2 separate regions of the Homo sapiens genome follow, and region 1 is linked to region 2. Evidence: chromatin contacts called from ENCODE Hi-C data. All regions are on one chromosome and are shown on one strand. The core of a region is the stretch at or near the end of the contact, and the rest is flanking DNA. Distances in the headings are between cores, read along the strand shown.

What was found. Hi-C counts contacts between places; a loop is a spot of excess contacts on that map. Pooled maps may share reads with other maps.
Region 1: a map of B cell shows a loop between it and region 2 (11-fold over the local background). The contact joins the enhancer-like site here to the promoter of MKI67 in region 2. A Hi-C loop is called at or near these places in 1 of 168 maps with a recorded cell type or tissue (B cell), 1 of 37 single-sample maps with no recorded cell type and 3 of 50 pooled maps.

The regions. Positions count from the first base shown.
Region 1 is chr10:126,039,966-126,043,321 of GRCh38, forward strand. It overlaps ADAM12 (ADAM metallopeptidase domain 12), which reads right to left. Exons shown (of 23, transcript NM_001288973.2): 18 at 3,075-3,183. Among named protein-coding and RNA genes, the nearest start is that of FANK1-AS1, 68 kb to the left of the region's middle. RefSeq lists an enhancer at 2,949-3,356. Within about 2 kb of position 1,991, at least 19 of the 41 ENCODE cell types and tissues checked have a DNase peak (open chromatin) inside an H3K27ac peak, as active enhancers do; they include B cell, where a contact is called at or near this core.
Region 2 is chr10:128,124,470-128,127,857 of GRCh38, forward strand. MKI67 (marker of proliferation Ki-67) reads right to left here and starts at 1,954. Exons shown (of 15, transcript NM_002417.5): 1 at 1,630-1,954; 2 at 1,107-1,287. The coding sequence starts at 1,198. RefSeq lists a silencer at 1,734-2,103 and an enhancer at 2,214-2,443.

The DNA.
Region 1 (3,356 bases), core at 741-3,240, 2.1 Mb before region 2:
AAATGAAACACCCATGGGTTTTGCTTTGTTATGTTGGGGACTTAAAAACACAGCCTTTGTGGGGGAAACCCTTTTCCTGGGAGGAAGCTATTTTCTCTATGAAAACATCTTCTTTTCTATGACCTGCTGCCATTTTGTTTAATACAGTTAAGAGCCTCCTCAAGGGTAGGGAAAGGAAGGAAAAAAATCAAACCATCAGGTTGGTTTCTTACAGTAGCTATGGTCAGCGGCTGTCTGGGAAGGACTCTAAATGCTCAGACTTAGAGGAGGTCTACCTGTGATTTCAACTGGACAGTGAATTTTTAGAGGACAGGGATCTTGATTCATTTGTCTTCCCATCAGCAAGGATCAGGGTGTACTTCACATCAGGTAAGTGTGCAACAGTCCTTTCCGGCTGCTGGTGATCGCCGTGATGCAGTTACCTGGGCTCTCCTCGGCCCTGCCTCCCACCTGGACCCTCAGCTGGCTGTGGATCACTGCAGCAGCAGCTCCTACTCCAGGGAAAGAATGTCTTTCACACCTTCTTGGTTTCTGGACCCCATCCCCCACTAACAAGGCCTATCAGGGATGTGTCTTAGCCTAAGCAAGACAGCCAACAGATGACAGTCTTGACTTACTTGTTGGTGTTACTGGAAAAGCATTGCTTCTGGTTTCCTGGGCAAAATGTCACTCTTTTCAGACCCTTAGTAGTGATCACAGGGGGCTCTAGCTAGAGTTCTGGTGTCTCATAACAAAGTTAATTAAAGTTAATTTAAAAAGTGAACAGCAAAAATCTTGAACTATAATTTCTAGTTCCATAAAGTGAATCCATAAATCTTCAATACATCAATCTATGAAACTGAACATTTACAGGGCCCCCACACTGAACCTGCTGAACTCCCCAGGGTTGCTCAAGCCAGAGGCCCGGGCAGTGACTGACTCCATTTCCCTCTTCCCCAGGACCAGCACGAGCACCGTGTCCTGTGTCCCCTCCTGTTGGCCCAGTCCGCACTCTAGAATCTGAGCCCAGGCCAGTCCACACTCCTCTAGATCTTCGCACAGCCAGCTATCTCGGCTTCAGAATGCATGTTTCCCTCGCCCCCTTCAGACCTCAACAGATGCAGGGTCCCCAGGAGCCTTCCTGACAACCCCCTGCCGCTCTGTGGGGGTTGCTCCCCTCCCATGATGCCCTCTCTCCCTGCAGTCGTACCCCTCACTTATGCCATGTCATTCTTGCTTAATGTCTCTCCAGGACCCAGGAGAGTGGCTGGTGTGTGGCAGACACACAAGTACTTGTTTAATGAGCCCCTGAGCCATGGCCAGGCCAGGGAGCAGTGAGCCATGCTTGCTCATGGCCTGCCTTGATTTTATATATGTATGAACAGGGTGGAGGCAGCGGTATTTCAAATGCACTCTATTTTATGCAGTAATGGCCACGGGGGATGGAGTTAGGCTCTTACATTGTTTTCACTTTTTAACATTCTTACTTGTTAAATGAAGGGTTGGTGACTCTGTGGGTTCCCTGGCTTTCTGCAAACCCTCAAACCTGAGTACTGCTGGTCACGCATGTCCACAGCAAAGAGCCAGAGTTCACCGCCCTTTCTCCTACCTTCTTCTCCAGTTTGTTTCATTGCCATTCAGTTTGCTTGGATGGAGATGGAATGGGTGGCAGGGTCTCTGATAAATTAAAAACTAAAACCCTGCTATTTTCATATAATAAATGCTAAAAGCCATATCAGAGCATTAAGTTGCAGCCAGAGACCAGTCATCAGGGCTGCCAAGGCTGAGGTGTCACTGGGGAAAGGGGACACTGGGCCCAACCCTTGCTTCTCCCCCACTGCTGTGGAGGCTCAGTGAAAGGCCAGACTTTTGAGTCCTCTTCCTCCTTGCTGCAGGGCTGGGGCCTGCCAGAGTGGTAACCTGCTACTCTCTCAGGAGCAGCACTGAAGCATGTCCATGTTTTAGCAGAAGCTCAACCAGGAAGTCGCTGCCCTTCCTTGCACTGTTTCTGCAGACGTGCCTGGTAGGCTGGACTTCCCCTCCTGAGCCCCGAGAACTGTGTTGTGTCTGTTGTCATGGAAACGATGGCAAAGCCACAGAGTCAATGCTGCCAGTCACAGGAGGCCTTGGGGACGCGTGACCTCCTCTGCAGCAGCACTGGTCACGGTCTCCATGTCATGGGAGGGCTCAGATGAGTGTCAGTGAGGCAGTAGACGCATGCTCCTGCGATCCCACGGGCTCCTGGCCCTGGCCGCGCTCCCTGTTGGACTCTGCAGCTTCCTGCCTTGCTTCTTTCCCTCGAAAAGAGGCATCATTTAGACTTGCCCCTGAATTGCCCAATAAGAACTCAGAGAAAACAGCACCGCACCAGTAAACCATTTCTAAAGGTCATCCGAGGAGAAATGGCCACGAGTTCAAGCACAGCTGCTACTAAGAGCTTCTTGGGGGACAGGCAGACCTGTGTGTGTGTAAATCTTAGCGAGATCACATTAGGCAAATTACTTAACTTCCCTGAGCCTCAGGTCCTAGGTATGTGAGAAAAGAATCATACCACCTTCTTCAGAGTTGTATAAGGAGGGGATGACATCATGGGCATAAAATGCACCACACAGCACCTGCACACATCATTCCATATGCAAAAGCTGTTGCAATGACTCCCACTGCTGCCGTGACTGTCACCTTTACTAAGAGGTGGGTGTCTTTCCAGTAAGATTTTTAAAAGGCATTAAACTTCACACCTTGTCACCCTACCACACAGATGTCGGCCTTTACAAAGTACTTTGATACAGTGATGACATTCATACCCATTCAGCAGTTCACTATAGAAATGACCTTAGTTAAGAAAAGTGTCGCAGGCTAAGGAACTGGCAAACTCAGCCACTCAGTCAAAGCAGAGAGCAAGGAGCCTCAGAGAAGATCGGGCAGGGATGAGAGGGGCATCTGGAAACTGCGGGAGACCCTAGGCTGTGTAGACCCATGTGGGGTCCCCACTGGGTTTCTTGTTGGCTCTACCTGCACCCATGCTGACAGCTGGCGAGCCCACCCGCCCCCAGGTGCTCAGCCTCCTCCCACCGGGATGCAGGGGCTTCACTGACCTGCTTGCCGGATGGGGCCGCTGTCTGTGCTTCCTCCAAAGCCAAACTTGTCACAGAAGGGAGGTGCCCAGTGGGCCTCGCAGTGGCAGTTCTTCCTGTTGTTGCACACCTTTCAGGGCAGAGGGGAGGGACGTGGGGTTAGGGCATATGCTCTGTGCATCACCACAGCAGAAGCAAGGGGGGCCATGGTCAGAGCCCCCCCCCAACACTGACACAGCCAGACTCAGCACACGCCATGGTGCGAATAAGCCCAAAGCCGGCACTACACACCACACAGGGGCG
Region 2 (3,388 bases), core at 704-3,203:
ATGAATCCTGGAAGGTTAGATGACCCTCCTGTGAGAACCACTGTTCTCAAGAGATTGCAAATCCATGGCTCCAGCCCATGTTTCTACTGACCCTTGCCAGAATGCTAGGTATTGATCACACCCCCTATGCCAGACACCATCCCTGGCCCTACACACGTGATTAGTAACAAGACAGTCTTTGCCTTTGGGGAGCTCAGCCTAGTGGGAGACAAACCCACAACTCACCCCTGAAGCTGTGGGGTTGGAAATACAAGTTTTCATGCAAGGCTTCCTCAGAGGTGACATTTCACCTGATGCCTGAATGATGGAAATCACACAAGCTTGAGGAAGGGGAGAACTTTCCCATTGTAAACTTCCAAGTGTGTAAGAAGTACCAAGGTGAACAAAGGCTTGGAATGCCTTAGGCGGGAGGAACAAGGTAGGGGATGGGGTTGGGAGGACAGGGTGAGGCCGGGATGGGGTTGGGAGGACAGGGTGAGGCCTGAATCCCGTGTGGTCTGGGAAATGACCACACGGGAAATGACCCCCCTTCTCAGGCCTCTAGTGGGACACATGTCAGAGGCTGATGGGGCACTGTCAGCAACTATACCTGTTATACAGGGACAGGGTTATTACCACCACCAAACAGGACAGCAATATAAGAGGAAACGTTCTCGAATTCCAGGCAGGAAGACTTTCTGTCCCATTTTCCTATTGCCACAAGGAGCCAAGAGACAAGTGTATGGCTTCCTTCCTTCATTCTCTGTGTCCCCAGTGGCCAGGGATGCCCACTGTGGAGGCACCCGGGGGCGCACAGTGTCTTCAGACGCCTGCCTGCAGCCAGTGACATATGAAGATCATCTACATCTTTCTTTACCGCAACATTAGCAAATCGATTTTTTTAATTGGCTTGATTTTTAAAACCACTTAAACATACAAACTAGCATCAAATTTATACTTACAAAACAAAAAAACACAACTATGTCAACTTAGTAACGAATGGGAGAAGCACCAAGGAAAAGTGACGGCAGGACCCAATCCTAGAGCGCGTTTCTGGACTTTATTCTGTGACTAAGGTATTTTCCTCTTTCTCAGCTAAAACGTCCGCGCGCGCCCGCGGGGCTCACCTTCCAAACAAGCAGGTGCTGAGGCTCAGGGGAAAGTGGGGACCGTCGACCCCGCTCCTTTTGATAGTAACCAGGCGTCTCGTGGGCCACATTTTCTAAACAGTAAGTTGAGTATAATCCGTAGGGGAAGGCCAGGTATAATCCGTAGGGGAAGGCCAGAAGCAAATTTACAACTCTTCCACTGCAAAAGAGGTGCGAGTTACTCTGATAGCAAAGGAGCTAAGAAGGGCCCCGTGCCCAATTCACCTATCCCCGGCCACAGAAGCGCACACCGCAGCTAGCTAGCGGGGACCCCAGGACGATCCGACCGCAGCCCCCGGCGCCCCAAAGTCCGGCAGCTGGGGTGTTGTCGCCAGCGCCTGCGCCTCCTGGGAGCTTCCACCGAGACGCCCTCGCCAGAGCCCAGGAGGAGTCGGGCCCAGGCCGCGCGTCTGTCCCCTGCCCGTCCCCGCAGAGCTCGGGGGGTCCCCGCGGCTCAGCCCTCGACCCCGGACAGCTCCCAGGAGTCCCGGCCGCAGCTCACCTGGGACGATCCGGCCCGCAAGGCCACTTGTCGAACCACCGCTCGTCAAGTCGCACCCAAAGTCCGCCGCAGGAGGAGCCGGCGCCGCGCTCACCTCCGCCCGGTAAGCTGCGCCCGCCACGCTCCGCACACACCGGGCCGCAGCCCGCGGGGTCGCGTTCGCTGCACCCCGGCCTGCAGTCCCCGCTGCTCCCGCCGCCGCCTCTGACGGGGACCCGGTGGCCCTACAGGCTACGTCCCCGGGCGCCCGGCTCTAGCGGCTCCCACCGAGTCGAGTCCTCCCGCCCGCCCGCCCGCCCGCAGCGTCAGCCCTCCACTTCCTTCTTCCAGCCCGGCGCGCCCGCCCAATTCAAACGAAAACGAAGATTCAAATTCTGGCGCTAAGCGCTGCGATTGAACGGGAAAGCGCGGCATGGGACCAATAGGAAGGGAGCGCAGGGCGTGGGCGGGGAGGGGGCGGGGAAACCGGGCTCGCGGGGCGGGGCTGGCGTGTCCGCGGGCGAGCCACTCACGCATCCGGAGGAAAATACCTGGGTGCATCCCCGGCGAGGGCGGCTGGCGGAGGGCAGAGGTGGAACACGCTCCCACCGAGATAACCCGTCCTGCTATCCTTTTCTTAAAGGACCAAACATCTGGGACACTATAACATTACTCATTGCCAGAAGATTTAAAACTGCTAAAAATTAAAAACAGGCGGGACGCGGTGGCTCACGCCGGTAATCCCCGCACTTTGGGAAGCTGAAGCAGGAAGATCCCTTGAGCCCGGGAGTTCAGAACCAGCCTGGGCCACCTGGAGAGAACCCATCTCTACAAAAAATTCGCCAGGCGTGGTGGCGCCCCTGTAGTTCTAGCTACTGGGACAGCTGAGGTGGGAGGATCGCTTGAGCCGGGGCGGTCGAGGCTGCAGTGAGCTGAGATCGCGCCACTGCACTCCAGCCTGGGCGACAGAGCAAAGCCCTGTCTCAAAAAAAAAAAAAAAAAAAAAAAAAAAATCGAAACCTTCCTCTTCAGTGCATACATCTTACCAAACACAAAAACAACCAATTATATAAAGTAGTTTGGTGTGTCTTTTCCTGCTATACGTGTATTCTCTTTTTCAAAAGCACAGAAAAAAAGGTCATAACATACACAACACGATTCTATACTTTGTGCTCTCTGCTTTTAAATATCCTGAGGCTATCTCCACTGAACACATTCTCGCTTTTACTCTCTGATGGCTGCAGAGCACTGGGCTTCGGGAAACCATAATTTACTTAATCATTACTATTGCCACATACTTAGGTTTACAATGTTTTGTTATTAGAAAACATTCTTCAATTGAAATGGCTTGTGCATGCCAAGATGGGTGAATCCTAAAATAATTCTACACAGGATTCTATCGGGGTCTGCTTCAGTTGCGCTGGTGGCCATGTGGGCTCAGTAGGCCACCTGGGGTGAAGTGAATGGAGCCTAAACACGCTTTTGGTGACAACGGCCTCTCTGCCCCATCTCACCTCCTCCAGCTCCCCAGCAACCCTTGGAGCTTGGCTCCCTTGATCAGGGAGGCCTCGATGCAGGGGACCCCTGAGGACTTCCTATTCCTTTCAGAGAGTCCATAAGGTCAAAACCATTTATCTAATGACCCTCTGTGTTACTTGCCCTTCTCATTCTCATGCTCCCAAGAGTGTGGGGTGTGGTTCTGCAAATGCAGAAGCAGTGAGGAGACTCCCACTGTCTCCGTTTCAACCAGGTATTACAGAGATTTGCAAAAATGTGAACT